2 separate regions of the Homo sapiens genome follow, and region 1 is linked to region 2. Evidence: chromatin loops called from intact Hi-C (ENCODE). Cell type or tissue: PC-3. All regions are shown on one strand. Each heading gives the region's core, and the rest is flanking DNA. Links, peaks and the distances in the headings are about the cores only.

Evidence for each region. A loop is a pair of places that touch in the nucleus more often than their neighbours do. Peaks named below come from ENCODE experiments on the same cell type or tissue, not always from the same donor. Only the 100,000 strongest peaks of a DNase experiment are listed, where the experiment ranks them.
Region 1: it touches region 2 in a loop (4-fold over the local background); 3 of 110 quality-filtered maps call a loop at or near these places.

The regions. Positions count from the first base shown.
Region 1 is chr7:83,574,476-83,582,949 of GRCh38, reverse strand. All of the region lies in intron 1 of SEMA3E (semaphorin 3E), which reads left to right. Among named protein-coding and RNA genes, the nearest start is that of SEMA3E, 70 kb to the left of the region's middle. In PC-3, for the core only: no CTCF peak of the experiment used is centred there; no DNase peak of the experiment used is centred there.
Region 2 is chr7:83,639,338-83,647,811 of GRCh38, reverse strand. All of the region lies in intron 1 of SEMA3E (semaphorin 3E), which reads left to right. Among named protein-coding and RNA genes, the nearest start is that of SEMA3E, 5.6 kb to the left of the region's middle. In PC-3, for the core only: no CTCF peak of the experiment used is centred there; a DNase peak (open chromatin) is centred at 3,851; H3K27ac peaks cover 1,118 bases.

The DNA of each region.
Region 1 (8,474 bases), core at 2,043-7,042, 65 kb after region 2:
AAATTTTGTTTGTATAAACATATGTCTATATACATACATATACACAAAATATTTACATACATATACACAAAAAGTGGATGAAATATTTTTCATTACTTATGTTTTCATATTTATATGTGTATTTGTGTTTGTATATGTGTATATATGTATATATAACATATAAATGAATATTTGAAATATTTGTTTTATTGTTATGTAAAGAAGAAAATTTATCTAAAAAAATTCAAAGGAGAGATTAGCCATAATTCCTATAACTGGACAATTTAATTCCTCCGGCATCTGCCAATCCAAATAGATATTAAATTATTTTGATAAAATATTGGTCATTATTTTCCTGGTCTGTGCTGTTGGGAAGTTTTGCTTTCATCAGCCATTTATCCCAGGGATTTTAGCTTTCCACCTTGAACACTTGATTAGAGGTGCAACTGTCTACAGAATGGAATGGCTCCTGATTCTCAGAACTTCATTCAAACAGAGGAAAAGAGTGGTTTACCATCTTATTGTCTTGAGGAGTCTAAAACAGAGCTGTAATTTGTGTCTTAGGGCCACTCACGTGACAAGTTTCAAATTCCATTGTTTATTAGGAGTATGGGCTTTTAATCTAAATGTTATTTTAAAAATAAAAATTAAATTTTAATTTTCTGCTATTTTATTAGTTCATTAATCATAAATGAAGCTTTTATTAGTTTATTATTTATATGTATATATTACTATTTATTTTTATTTAGATGTATTTGTTTTAATGTAATTTTATTTTTACATTTAAATTTTATTTAAATATAAATAAAATTACTAGTTTATTATAGTCTTTCTTCCTTTTATATATGGGAAAAATGCTTGCATTTGAGACTGCAATAGAATGCAATATTCTCCCCGTGACTTGGGAGTTAAGGGTTAGTGTAGAGTTATGATCCCTCATTAAGCCTGCCTTAAACACTTCAGTATTCTTTAGAAGTGTAATTCTATTTCTTTCAGCAGCACATGAGGAAGAATAATGTTAGTATTTTGAGGTTAATTCAATTACTTTCCACTTGTGAAAATGGTGACAGGATTTCCTATTGCTCCAAAAAGCCCTCCAACCATTATCCTTGATTGGCAGAAAAAATTCTGCTTCTGAATGAAATGAAAACATTGACTGTACACTCTGACAGATTGTTTCACAGGGAGTTTTAGTCCATTTTCTGATACTCTGACTCCAGTAGCAGTTTAATGATCAATTTATTAGCTAATAGCTTTGATCAAATTCCAGATTGAAATTATCACTTGCAGCGATTTTGAAGTTATGTGATGTCGTTTTATACCATATTTATTTTTGATTTAAGCTACTGATGTTTGCAAAATTGCTTTTCCATGGTGCAAAATTCAATTTATTAAATTGGAAACACCAACAAATAGTAGTTTAAAAATGTACACTGTTTAAAATGCTATATACCAGTTAAATAAACCTACCATTAAAATGTTTAAAAAGTATGTGTAATTAAAAACCCAGTAGTATTATTCTTCATTAGGACTGGTCCTTCAAACGGGAAAATTGATAGAGTTCACTTCCTTGTTCTTGCAACACAGAAGTTTAAATTACAAGAAAAATAATTAAAGATCCATGGCTGTAAATATTACTATGGGCAGTGCAGCGATCTGCTGCAATTGTGTGTGGACCATTTAAAAAATGGTTTGTAATTTTTACTGATGGAATGATACACAAAGGGCAGGTATTTGGTAAATACGTGTTGAGTTTTATTTTTAAAGACCTATGAGGAGTTAAGGATATTAGCTATGATATGTATCCCTAGACAGATGCTGAATCTTGTGAAGTTATGTCTTAATTTCACTTACCATATAGAATGACTTTTGTGTTCTGATGTTACTTTTGACAGCCTAGGATAATAAGCCCATTTCAAAGTAGACATTTATGAGGCTTAATTTATGAAACTTTAGACTACTGAAAATTAATTTACCCTTGTTTTTAAAGTCCTAGTTCATCATCTAGGGAATATAATGAACTGCAATAATAAAGATCTAATATCATTTTTGACACAGAATTCAACATATTAATAGCTATGATAATCTTAAATAAATTTTTTGGTAACTGTATTTATTGAACAAATATTCACAGCATTTAGTGCCTTATATTTGTTTGGAAAAGAAGTTAAAATTAAAATAATATAGACCCTATCTACCTTCAAGGCAAATAGGAGAGGGTTATATAAATTGACAGTTACGGTTCAATGGCATAAGTACTATGATATAGAGGATTAAGGAAGCATGGAAAAGAAATTTATCACGTGGAAAAGTCAAGGAGGACTTCTTGGAGATGTTTTATGAACCATGCTTGATGAGTTGGAATTAGCTATATGAAGGAGAGTTGGAAAGTGCATTCTAGACAAGTGGAAAATAATCACTAAGTTACAACCAAGCAAAGATCATAGTCTGAATTCTGAATTTAGGAATAGGCAGTGAAAGTAAAGAGGTAGGGATGCACATGATAGACAGTAAATGACCAGAGCATACAGCATTTGTTGAGAGAATAGAAATGAAGGAAATGATTGAAAGGAAGCCATCTAGAATGATTCTATAGGTTCTAGCATTTTAGGTAAGGTGAAGGTGATGGAGAAGATGAGGTCAGTTTTGACTATATTACTTAGTTTGTAGTAGAAGAGAGTAATTCAAGGAAGGTAAATTTGAGAGAAATTAATAACTTACAGGCAATCCAAACATTTTAAAAGTAAGCAATAGAAACATTAGAATATTCTTTCTATTTGTAAGTATTCCTATCAAGTTTTACAAATCATTTTGGATAAAGAGATTTAAGATGTCATCGACTTCATTATCTTATCAAAGTTCAGATAGTTGTCGGTGTACATGTTTTTTATTTTTGTTTTGTTCGCTTTTCTAATGGAATTGACACATAAAATTAAATTGATTGCTGCTTTAGGCACAGAGTAGAGTATGCTTTCGTTGACTAAACTGAGCAAAAGCAAGAACATTTGCCATGTTCCCAAGAATGACTCATTCTCTCAGGAAGTTCATTCATTGCTAATTTTCCAAAAACAAACATCAAGAAGCCAGATTTATGGGCTAGTATTAACTACTTTTCTAGCTAGCCAATTAAAAAAATTCAGTAGTTTTTGAGGTACAGGTGGTTTTGGGTTACACGTATAAATTATTTAGTAGTGACTTCTGAGATTTCTGAGATTTTAACCTTGCTATAGTAAAAGTGAATGAAGAAAGAAAAAGAATAATTGTCAAATTAAAAATTTGTTTCTAGAGTTTTCATTCAAATCTACATTATGTCAATTAACTGGGACCTGGTACAAGCCATTTTGCATTGACCTAGCATTGCTAATAACATTTACTTTTTCCTTACTTTTTACCATGTACCAATGGTTGTCTTGCTACAAGTGAAATGCAGAAATATGTGCCAATGTCAGTGGGCCAATTTTATTCATAATTTGACTTAGTTTATTTCAGAATATACTGAACAGCTATACAACCCTAAATTCTACTTATTTGATAGACAATGATTCCTTTAAAACAAATTTCTCTAAGACTTTTTTAAATTTAAGCACTTTTGAATTTGAAATAGATTGAAATTTTTAAAAAAGAATACCTGAAGCTGTTCTGCTAATCAATCCAAAATGAGATTGTCACACTAAGGCATCTTAATTGTACTAATAGATTGCACTTACATGGTTTATTACATAACACCTAGTTTATGCATAATAAATAACCAATCATTTTTATTTTAAAAAAGTTTTCTGCCCTGATAGATTTAAATGCAATTAATTAAATAATGTGTCATTTTTGAAACCTAACATAACTACTCAATTCAACATGTATCTGCAAATAGTTAAACTTTATAATAGGATAACATGTTCTCTCTTTTGAAATCTATACATCTTAATAAAGCATGGCCACACTTTGCTCTTCTTATATTAAATACTATAATATCGATAGTTATTAATTTAATTTCTATATATTTCTGATTGATTCAAATCATGGTACTAACTGATTCCAGAACTTCTGTAATTTTTATTATTCAAAGACTTGCAAAGCTCCAAGTCTAAAGGGCCAATATTTGAATAAGCTCTTTTGTTATGTCTATATTTAATCAAATTTAGGCATAATCATTTCTATTTTGAAGTCATCAGATTTTTATTATAGTAAGTCCTTGATTTCTTGGTTTTCTCTTCTTAGTTACAACTGATTCTACTAAGAGAGGGAGTTTGTTTGGGAGTAGTTGTGCAGTATAAGAAAATAAATATTTTCTACCTTCTTTTTTTTATAACCAGTTTTTCTACCATTTGTTTTATGAATTTTTAAGAACAGATAAAACAATTTTCTGTGTTGGTCAGTGCCTTTTAATAGACCAAATTACGGATTCTATCTTTTTTGTTGAGACGGAGTCTCACTCTGTTGCCTAGGCTGGAGTGTAGAAGCACGATCTTAGCTCACTGCAACCTCCGCCTCCTGAGTTCAAGCTATTCTCCTACCTCAGCCTCCCGATTAGCTGGGATTACAGGCATCTGCCACCATACCTGGCTAATTTTTGTATTTTTATTAGAGGTGGGTTTCGCCATGTTAGCCAGGCTGGTCTCGAACTCCTGATATCAAGTGATCCACCCACCACGGCCTCCCAAAGTGCTGGGAGGATTCTATCTTTTATTAACTACAATAGTATAAAAATTCATTGGCATAGCAATGTTAACACAATATAGCCATTAAGCCAAATTAAATATCAGAAATCTAAGAAAACTCCCTGGTGGTAAATGAAACTATTTTATCATTTAATCCTGTTTTTTTTTAATGAGAAAACTCTCACAGTCATTACTGGATGTAAATATATTCTCTCACCAAATCCTAGGAAGGTAGAAATTCTAAGGTAATATTTTTTCTTACATATGCTAACAATACGAGTTAATGTTTAGCTACTTTTTAAATTCTGGAAGCTATTTAGATTACACGTTTCCTCAAAATGAATGTGTTTTAGATGACTTTATTTAAAGGTAAAAAAGAGTCATATCAAAGTCAAGATAAAATTGTAAATGAAGACATTTTTGCTATTGTTAAATATAAATGTTATGAGATTATTTATATTTATGATAACTATGAAAAATAATATATTAAATTACTTTCAATATTCTGAATTGAGAAATATTCCTATGACTTTGTAATAATAATAAAAAATCACTTTACATTCTCTCTCCTAGAGCCAATTCTCCTTTATTAATGCTTTAAAACCTCTAACATCTATCTCACATTTCATCTGTGTTTGAAAAATGAATGGAGAATTTGCCAACACTTTATTGTCAATATCAATTGCATCCAGTTTGGTATATTAGAGGATTATTAGAATATAATTGATTTAAGCAAAACATTACAAAATATACAGACAAAATATAATATTACAACGATTTCTCCTACCTGTAAAATAAATAAATGCACTATTGATGAAATGGCTACTCGCAAGACTTTTGTGACTTTTATGACCACTAGAACTTGCCTTGGAGATTACATTATGCCCTCTGGTAGCATTTTGAGTCTTGGTAAGTTACTTACATCCTATTTTTCAAATTCTAACTTCAGTTAAAAGAGTAATGATTATTGAAAGCATAAACTTTCAAAACGAAGGGAAAACATGCAACATACGCTTTTCAAAACTGTCCAAATTTTTGGTCTCCTTGGACAAAAGGAGCAGTATAGATCAATTGGTCGATCTGTCTATCTATCTATCTGTTTATCTCTAATCTGTCATACAGGTATATCTATCATTATCTGATGATACAAATGTTTACATAAAAATTTTAGTTATCATATTTATATCTAAATCAATATCTAACTCTGGTGTTTTGAATAGTGATTAGGTGGACAATATATATAAGTGAAGTGAACATAAATCTTACATTGCATAAGGGAGAAAATGTTGAATCCAATTTACAAATATTGAAATGATATAAAGCAAACTTATTACCACGATGGAAATTATTTGGAATTTTAGTTATTGATAATTACTATTAAATATAGATGAGTTGGCTGGGCATGGTAGCTTGCACCTGTAATCTCAGCACTTTGGGAGGCCAAGGCAAGTGGATCACTCAGGAGTTTTGAGACCAGCCTGCCCAACATGGCGAAACCCCATCTCTACTAAAAATGCAAAAAATTAGCCTGGCGTGGTGGCACGTGACTGTAATCCCAGCTACTCGGGAGGCTGAGGCACGAGAATCGCTTGAATCCAGGAGGTGGGGGTTGCAGTGAGCCAAGACTGCACCACTGCACTCCAGCCTGGACAACAGAGTGAGACTCCGTCTCAAAAAATAAAATAAAAATTATATATAGAGAGATAGATCGATAGATGAATCATGCTCTTTCGACATAGCCTATTTTACACATTCATCTTGGATATTGAAAAAAACATACATTTGCATGGCAAACTGACTTATAGAAAAAGATCAAGAATTAGAAAATTCTTGGTAAGTTGTAGTCATTCCATGCTTATATATCCTGTGATATATAAGCATGAAGTCTTTTTAGAAACAGAAAATCCAATTTTCGCTTGGCTTATTGCTGCCCACTTTAAAGCCTACATTCCGTATCCTTCATTGTAACTAGCATATGAGTTACTCAATATTTACATGTTTGAAATTTTCCAATAAAAGGTTGATAAATATTAACTGTCTTAACTCCGTTGATAGATAAGCTTCCAAAGAGTACTGCTAAATTTGAAAAATAATTGAGCAAGGTATTGCACATATGCCAACAAACATTTCAAATTATTTTAACAAGATGCCGGCTATGAGAAACAAACCTTTGGATAGTTGTCATTTGTATAATTCTTACAATTAAAATAACTTTTATACTTTCTAATAGATTTATATGCCTCTGTATATATGCCAATACATATAATTTGATAGTCATATGACATCATTCACTTGAATTTCTGTTTTCTTTGTAAACTAATGTAACAATACATCGTTTGAAAACTTAAAACTATGCAATTCAATAAATGCTTCACCACCTGAGTGCTACATTAACAAACCTTTACTGTGTTTTAAATTGCCAACTTAACTAGTTGCTTATAGGTTTGATGCAATTATACTCTGACGGTCACAGTATATATATCTCTGTCCTTCCAAAAAGGAGTTATGAATTGGTATTTTTCCTTATAAACACAATAAAAATGTTAAGATATATTTTCTTTTTCAATTAATCAAAAGCTAGAAAAACCAAAGAAAAGAGATGGTACAGACCTTTGGTGTTCAGAAAGAAGGGATCCACAGCTTACAATACGATTTAATGACCAGTGAAAGCAGATCTGTTACAGCTGTTCCAGATAATTATGAGGCCCGGGGCTGACATAAAAATAAACAAATAGTTTTTTTGTGAGAGCTTTGTATATTAAAACTCAAAATGGGTAGAAAACGTAAATGTTAGTAAAATGTCAAGCACATTAAAATGACTTTAATAAATACCTGTTGAATTTAATGTAGAATCAAATAAAGTATATCCAATAACATGTAAGTAAAACTATTAAATAATATTTACATGATAAAAATTACCTCATCTTTTGTCTCTAAAAGATACCTTGTACTGAGAATCTCATAGTCATAGAATATAATGCCTAATCTTTAATTTGACTCTATCTTGTATGCAGGTAATAACACTGTGATCTATTTCTATCTAAAGAGCAATTTCAAGATGTTTCTCCGTCCATCCTGCTACCCTCCTTCAACTGGGGGTAGGTGGTGGGAGTGTGCTGTTATTTTTAGAATTTTCAACAAATATAATTTTCAGGGTAAAAACAAACTTATGATGAATTGAACTTATTAAACTAATGCATATTTCAAAGTGTAGTGAAATAGTCACCAATTCTGAAGCCAACATCTAAACTAAACCAGCAAGTAGAAAAATAAATAAGCTTAACTTGTTTGATTTCTCATCAAAAGAGACAGTCTCTCATTTCCATTTATTGTTCATTGTATCCATTAATTTATGTTCTATATCAAACTATCCCAAAACTTAGTGATTGAAAACACCTCAGTCACTTTAGTTCGTGGTTCTGTGGTTGAACAGGCAGTACTTCTGGTGGGTGATCTCTGCTGGCCTCTCCCATGTGACTGTGGTCAGCTGGCTGTTGGACAATCTAGAATGGCCTCACATATGTGTCTAGCTGTTGGCAGATAATTGGGGATTATTGGCTGAAGCACCTCAGTTCTCCACATGGCCCCTCATTCTCCCTCAGATTAGCACAGTCTTGTTCACTTAGTGGTCACTAAGGATTATAATCACAGAAAGAAAGGGGGACCCCAAGAGCAGACATGGTTAAAATCTCTTCCTCTAGTGTTTGCTTTTGTCTCATTGAGCAAAGAAAATCACATGGCTAAACCCAAGTTTATGTGGGTAAAGAGTACCCAAAAGTACAGATACCAGGAACTGAATTATTGTGGCTATTTTGCAAACAATCTACCTTAGTCTCTCTC
Region 2 (8,474 bases), core at 1,463-6,462:
ATAGTTTATGACAATGCTTGTAAAATGGCTAATATGGATTAAAGTATTAGTATTCACTAGCATTTGTAGTGTAAATTTATATTGCCTTAATGAAGATCTAACAGCAAATGTTTAAATATTTCATTCTACAATTGTCTTGTAAAGCAACATCATACTCATAAATAAATGATTAAAAGATAGATTTTGCATCAGGACCAATACAAGCCAGTCATGAATAGGTTTGGTAATTCCTCCTGTAAACAAACAAATAATAAACAAAACCATGCTCAGAGAAAGTGACTTTGCTGACTTAATATAAATTCGGAATAAATTGTCAGCAAAGAAGTATTTATTATCACTAGCCATTGACACATTGAGACAGATAGCAGATGTAATACTCAGGATTACATAAGAATCATTTTTCAATTGTGTAAGCTTTTAAATTGTCCCCCACTGTAGAAAGAACAGAAGCTTGTATTTTCTAAGTACAGGTAGAATATTTATCAGGAGAAACAAAAAGGGAGTCCTCAATTTTATGTGACACGTTTGGCCTTTTTGTCTTTTTATTGGACAATCTTCAGTAAATGTTGACTATAGAAATTTTTTCATTTTTAGAATAGTGGATGTTTTCTTAGTTTAAATAGATTTCCTATAATACTATCCAGTAGATAATATAAATTTAAGAAATCCATTGATACTAAATTGGTAAAGTGTTTAAAATATAGTGCCCAGAATTAACACTAATCTTTTAACTTGGGAAGATGTATCATGGTATGTATCAAAATGCCTATTTCTAAGAAGTTTATCATCAAAGATGTCAACATGTACAAATTTGATGTGATGGAATATGGACAAATAAAAATGCAAAAAAATATAATTGATTGTTTTTCTTATGTAGACAAGTAGATAAGCTGCCAGTTTTTGCAAGCTACAATTCTGTTATATCTAGTATTAACATTTTATACCCTATTATTGGGGTACTTGTGTTTTCATGGTTCAATATCAGTGTGTTTTCCAACAGGTCACATTTTAATATTTCATAAGAGAGTTAATAATTTGATCAAAAAATACCAAAGTTCTCTGATACAAGTAAATGTTATGCATAATACTATTATCGAGTTCATCTTTATTATGTCACTTATATTCAAAGAAATAATTGTAACTGATGTTATGAGTGGTGTCATATGGTGTGAGAGTAAAACCGCTAGTATCTATATGTACAATAGACTGAAAACTCCCACAGGATTTCCCTTAACTTTGAATTTAATGGAACCAGCTGAAAATGCACAATATGATGTTTTTATACAAAGGCAGAATAGAGAGAGTTACCTGAAAATAGAATGTTCCTACTTGTGCAATTTAGTTAGTAAAGTCAGTTAAGAGATCACACTGGAGATGCTACCTGAAGCAGCAAATGCCTACTGCACCTCAGGGGCCTCAGTGAAAAGAAGAGCATATATACTGTCAGAGGAGGGATATTCAGTCCCACCAATACAATATGAACAGCCCATTTATCTCTCTAGACTCTGGAATTCAGTGAATATTTTAGAAGTCTTCAAAAACTAGGAATAAGATATTACAGATTAATCTTTTGCTGACTTGACTAATGTCAGTAACGACAAGTGTTCAGTAGCGAGTGAATTAAGTAATTAATATTTAAATGAGTATATAATCTTTCAATATAAGAGGCACTAGGTATATGTCATATAGCATCTCTGTACCGCTGCCTGACCACTAGCAAGGAAATCCAGGAGGCTCCCTGGAGATAGCCTACTAGAATAATTCAGAAATTCTTTTCACAGTTAATGATCTAAGCTGTATGGGAGAAAGGCAGGCATTTTTCTCATATTCTTCACTTTTAAGATGAAAACACAAGCCTATTGTTTCTTCCCAAGGAGGAGGAGAAAGTTTATCATATACAGAGCGTGAGTTAAATTATATAAAAATATGTTCAGAAAAAAAATGTCCAGAGATTTGCCCTTTTCCTCTCCCCTTCATTCTCCATTACTATTTCTGGGAATGACATGTTCTTAACTAGAGCTGGAAAGGAAGGGATCATTAGGATTAAAGAGGAGAAAAGGCAGAGAGAGAGAGAGAGAGAGAGAGAGAGAGAAGGAGACAAGGTACAAGGGTAGTAAGAGGTGTGGAATATTTTCTAGTTGATTTCCTACTGCCTTGTGCCCCAATGGGGTAATATTGAATCCCTCTCTCTTCTAACTGAATATCTCACTGCACACTAATATTAAGAAAATATACTGGCTTAGGGCAAGCCTGGTGGATAAAATGATGAGATAATTACTCTTGTTGAAGCAATACATAAATCTTTTAATGTATTTTCTAGTTACAAGGTAAATTACATTAATAAGTAAAAATGTAGCAAAGATTAAAATGGCAAGATGCTGTCCTGCTTTGTAAAAATTTTCAGTCAAGATTTGAGTTGAGTTTGGCTGTATCAGGCAAATATTTAAAAGTTCATGAATAGTTATGCATTATAGCTAACTTTATCCCAGCTCAATAGGGTAATATTGGTGAGATTAATGCAAAATTTTAATATTCTTCCCCAAGGGTTTCTTTGAAAAATACTGTGGTCCTCAGGACAGAAACCAAGGAAAGAGAGAATGAAGGGAGAAAAGTCCTGGTGGATTCATCTACTTCCTTCTGTTGATATCTGTTCTCTCCTTATCTTTCACCATCCTGCACTAATGAGGTTACAGGGAAGGCAAAAATAAGCTTCTTGATAATGGAGCTCAGAGAAGAAAAAACAAATAAGCCAAGACCTATGTTGAGCAAGAAATACCGATGTACATGGAAAGCCCCAGAAATTCAATCATGGGAGCTTGGCAGACAGGGGTAGGTGTTTGAAGTCTCAATAAGCAAGAATGCAGTTGCAGAAATCAAGGAGAATTGCTGCTTAAGCATAAAATGTTCTCCTAGAATAGTTGGTGAAGAGACATTTAAATAAAGGCATGGATATGGCAGAAGAGCATTCCTAAAATATGTTAACATTATACATGTAGATTTAAACATGGAATATATACTTATGCAGATAGAACTTGTGATAGAGTGTTAATTAGTGTATCTGTATTGGGTATTATAATCAATTAAATACAGATTTATCATAGTTCAGAGAGCTCAGGATTTGAAATCAGAGGCCTCTACTCCAGCTCTGTACTCCCCACTTATAATAATGATAATTAATTGTCTGCATCTCAGTTTCCTCTATTTGAAAATAGGGGTAGTAATGGTAATTTGCCTGTACATTTTACTGGGTTTTTGAGATAATCAAGTGAAACAACAATATCTGTGAATGCACCTTATCACCTAAAAACTATTTATATTATTAATGTTTTTGCAGACTGATACAAAGTGAGAAAATTGGAAGGAAACAGGTCCTAAAGAGAAAAACCTTGAAAATGTTATGAGTTTATATTTCAACAAGTGCTAGGATAATGCTAATATAGAAGACAGGATAAAGTTGCTCTTAAATCGCATAAAACATATGATTTATCTTGATAGATTGCACTCACTCCAAATTTCATCTTCCATATCTTTGACCTCTAGTTATAATAACTCAGAAGATGATTACATTGTATGTGAATTTTCCAAGATTCATGGCCTATATATTTTTTTTTTTTGCTGTAGTGTACACATATCGATTTGTTACATGTATTCACTCTACAACACACATTTTAGAATTCATTCCATTTACAAGAAAATAATTGACAGAGAATTCTAAAAGAGCACAATGTTAAATAAATATTCTGAATGATCATTCTGGAGGCCATGGTATTTATTTTATACCCAAGGCAAATAAAACATGAGGTAGTGACTGAGCCAGTTTTTCCTGACCCAGCTCATAGCTTTGGTTCCTCATCCAATAGCCTGGTATTATCAATAGTGACATTAGTCACACATCTCTGGGTGTTAATAAATAAAAACTGGTCATAAGACATGATTCATAAGCAGAGTGATTAAATAGGACCCAGGAGGAAACACTAGCCTATGTGCCCAGAGCTTCAGGGAGAGACAGTGAGAATTAAGTGGTGGATTTATTAAGAAATAGTTTATATTATAAAAAATATCACTGGATAAGTTGTGAGAAATTACAATATGTTTTGTTGAGTCTGCTTTATATAAAATATGCTTTCTGTGGAGAGAGCCTTCCTATGAATTTTAGAGTGCTATTATTTGCATTTTTATATTTGCTACAGACAAATATTGTCCATGTATCACATCAGTGCATCTGGATATATGAAAGTCCCCAAATGTTTCTATGAATTATTAAATTCTTATCTGGATGTTGCATTTTACAGTGGGAAAACAGTTATCTTTTAGTATGGTAATAGGGTGAGGGAAGCTCAGGGTTAGGAAAAAACAGTTCATATATAAACAGTGAATTTATATATGAACTGGGTCAATTTTGGAGTGGAAAATTTATGTGTATCAAATCATTTTTTCAGCTTTACAAGGGAAGTATTCTATACATAATATATAATCAATGCCTGTTCTTTGTTAATAAATATATTCAACAGCTATGATGTCATAATGAAATATGCTTTAAAAATTATGTTGTCATATTGTTGTTTTGCTATCCAGGTCAGATTTGTCATCTAGTCAGAGCTGAGAGTATTACACAGAGAGGGCCTCTGTTTCTTTTTGGGATGAGATCACTTGGTGGCCTCAGTTCTATGACCACATAATAAAGCACCAAACCATGAAATTGGTTGTTACTGGTGAAAATTATTGCTAACAATCTGCTCAGTCAGTTTTATTTCATCAAAGACATTTAAAGGAATCATCATTGAGACTTCTTAGTGGGAGTGTGTGCAAAGATGTATTTCTTTATCTTTGTATATAAAACTCTTCTGTGGTTTAATAGAGGAATTTAGTCTGCAGGAATCCAGAAATATCACTTTGCATGCATGCATGCCCCTTCATACATAGCCATCCCAGTGTTAAAGTCTTATAATTTCAGTCTCTGAGAGTTAAAAACAAAACTAAACTAAAATTATACCATTTATAATATTTTCCAAAGGGTGCAGAATGAAGATTTAGATTATTTTCTTGGTTTTAATAGACAGGGCCATAAGTTAGTAGTTTCTAGTGTAACATATGACACTTTGTAATACTCTGTACCTTATACAAAGGATGATGGTTATTTTGATATTTTTTTTCACAGTAAAGCCTTAAATAACATTGGAGGCATAAGAGAAAACATCAGTGTTATTATTAATTCCTTAGTCTTAAGTGAGCATTATTCTTTGCACTCATGATAGGAATGATAGTGACAAGACTGGATATTTTATAGTCTGGATATTCTGGACTAGGAATGAACAGGACATGTCCATACCACATTTACACCAAGTGTTGCAGTCTCTGATATTAAGAGAACATTTTTGGTCAAAAACAGTGATGACTTCAAGAAAAGACATCTCTGCAGAATTGATATCTTTCCTTCATATGGCCCTATGGTGGCCAAGACAACTGATTACTCGAGAAGTTTTCAGCCCTAGTTCTAACACCTATTTCAGGATATTCTAACCATAGGGCTCCTTTGCCTTGGTAACCTTACCTCCACAACTGGTATGAAAAAATAAAAGAGAAATCTATTGTCATGCCTGATTTCTGGGACTTAGAAATGTGTTTCACTACCATCCTTGGTACCTAAACTCTCAGCCATCACTGTGCTATGCTCAAGGATTTAGTTTGTAGCTTTGGCATAGGAAACATAGCAGCTAGTTTAAGCCCAGGTATTAGAAAACACTCTTACATTCGAATTTCAGTGGCCTAAAACCCCCTAGACTTTGGATGAGGCATATCTAATTTGAATCTGGCTTCAGACTGCATGGCATGAGCAAGTTACTTAGGTTTTCTGAATATGCATTTTCTTATCTTTAAAGTGGTAAAACATAATTTGCAAAAATTTGAAAGGATTACATGAGATAATGCAGATTACTGTGCAGAATACTTAACCCTTAGGAAGCTTTTTATAAATTACTCAGTAAATCAGATGAGATTCAGAGAGAATTAATCTATGCTGTTCTCTTTTTTATTCTAAAAGCAATCATGAGCTAATTGTTAAATTACAACTTAAGATGAAGAGAGATCCTTAACATCAGATTTTTACTTAAAAGCAAAGATTTTCTTTAATGAACACCAGCTCTTATTAGAGTAGATAACTAGAAGGAGCAAAGAATATTGATGTCTCTCATGTTTGTAAGTTATTGTAAGAATTATTTTGTTTATACTTTAAGGAAAGTTGGAATTTTATCTGATGGCACCTTGGAGACAACAGACCAAATCCACAAAATAAACAGTACTAACAAAGGTAATTGTAGGCCCAGCTTTGTAACGCACAATAGAACTAATATTACTAAGGCCAGACCACACTGCCTAAAGTTAAACTAAACAGTGTCCTATAGGCAGCTATCAGCTCAGCATGTGTTGTTTACTTGGAAAGTGAAAGAAAGTCTCCCACTTTGCCTTCCCTTAGATGAACAGGTAAGATATCTGGTGCCATGCACAGTTCCTGACACTTAGTAGGCATTCAACAAGTGCTCATCAAGTGAGTATCTGAATAAAACAAAATGATTTAGAACTGTGTTTTTCAAAGGAAAAGATGATGGGGTGGGATAAGCAGGAATACCCATGAAACTGAGGAATCCTGGACAACTATTTATAGCCCCTTTAGCATAACATATGTTAGAGAAAAGGCTGGGGCTTTCTGTCTATTCACCTTCTTTCTCATCAGTGCTGCATTTAGTGAAACAGCTGGGACCTCCAGGCACCCTCCTGACACATCAGTTGAATTCTTTCATCTACATTCTCTCCTCCACCTTTTTCTCTACTTCCTTCCTCTTGTTTTTCTTCCTTCTCTTTCTCTTTCTCTTCTTCCTCTCCTCCTCCTCCTTCTATCTGTCTTGTGTTATCCTTGTCATTTCTGGGTTATCACTATACCCCCTCCTCCCTTTCTGTTTTTACTTAATTCTGTGTACCCCTTTGTGAGGCTGGCACCACCCCTTCTCTCTTTTTCTCTTCTTCTACTTCTCTTCCAGATAAATACTTTTGATTTCTTCCTCACCTTAAGCCAAAAGGGGAAAGAAAACATACTTTTAGTGAAAGATATGTATTCATTGGCCTTCTGTGTACCTTCAATATTTGTTTCATTTTTGTTTAACACAATAAATATAAAACATAACCTTTGAATTTTTTAGAAAAACTTTAAACTTACTAGGTATTGAAAATTGGTTGAAATCCATGATGTAGGAAATAATGAAATACTAAGTAAATAGCTTACTAGCCACCTGGACAATGTGCCCTCTTTCTCCAACCTGTTTTTCCGCTGGGAAGCTGATGCTCTCAGGCAACATGGGATTGTGGCAATTGGAGAGGAGAGGAATTAGGGCACTGCACAGGAGAGAGCAGAGCCTGCCAGCCAAGTATTCTGTAGCTAAACTGGAGTTAAATGTCAGTTAAAATATTATTGATGTAAACCTATTTCTATGCACTTTTGGTTTGTTTTCTCTGAGTTTTGAGCTTTAATTTAGGGAAACCAGAATAAAAAGGGGGTTTTATTTACAGGATAGAGTGGTGGAACAGAATCCCTAAGAATAAGTCCCAGGGGTGATTTTAGGTAGCCAGATCAACTTCAGAACCGGAAAAGAACAGCAGCAAAGAAAATGAGAATAAAAGAGGGTGAAAACAGAGGTCAGCTGAGGACACTGACTCTTTCCCTCCTGACTTGTTCTTTCCCAGGAAATGATGGGAATGGAGAGGGGCTTTAAGATACACTGTGGAAGTAAAGTCAAATAGGAAATGTACTCTCAGCATTGTGTATAGCTGTTTACTCCTCCTGATTGCTTTTTTCCTAACACTGAGTCACAAAGTTTATTATGAACTTCAGGTCCTTTCCAAGTATAGAAATGTAGGGCTCCTTTCTTCTCCTTACCAGGCTTCAGAAGTGTTTCTCCAAAACACTTCTGAAACTTGTATTAGGAGATAGTATGCTGTAGTGGAAAGGGTATAGACTTACAATTTTTGAATCTACAGTATATTTTATTTGATGCTGTCTTATTCTTGCTAAATCATCGAACTGAGGCTTCCTTTCCTCATCATTATAAAGGGACTAATGAACACTTCCTATCTCGTATGGTTTTGGTAGAAAAAAATTTAAATGTATCACAAAGATGAATGATATGGTGTTATAGTATCTTATAATACTTTCTAATTTATGTAATTGTTTTTAAATATATTTAAAGGTCCTTCAGGGCAAGGAGTAATTTTTTGTAAGACCCTTGGGGATGGAATAAATTCACTTCAAATCATTCCTAAAGGCTATAATTACCGCCTGGGCTTTGGTATCTACTGAATTGAAATGTATATATATTTAGTTGGCTTCCATATTATGGTCAAAATAACACAACTATAAAGGCTAACTTTATTTTTTAGAAGGTTCAGAGCTACTGCTAAATAATTCACCTGCAGGAAGTCTTGAT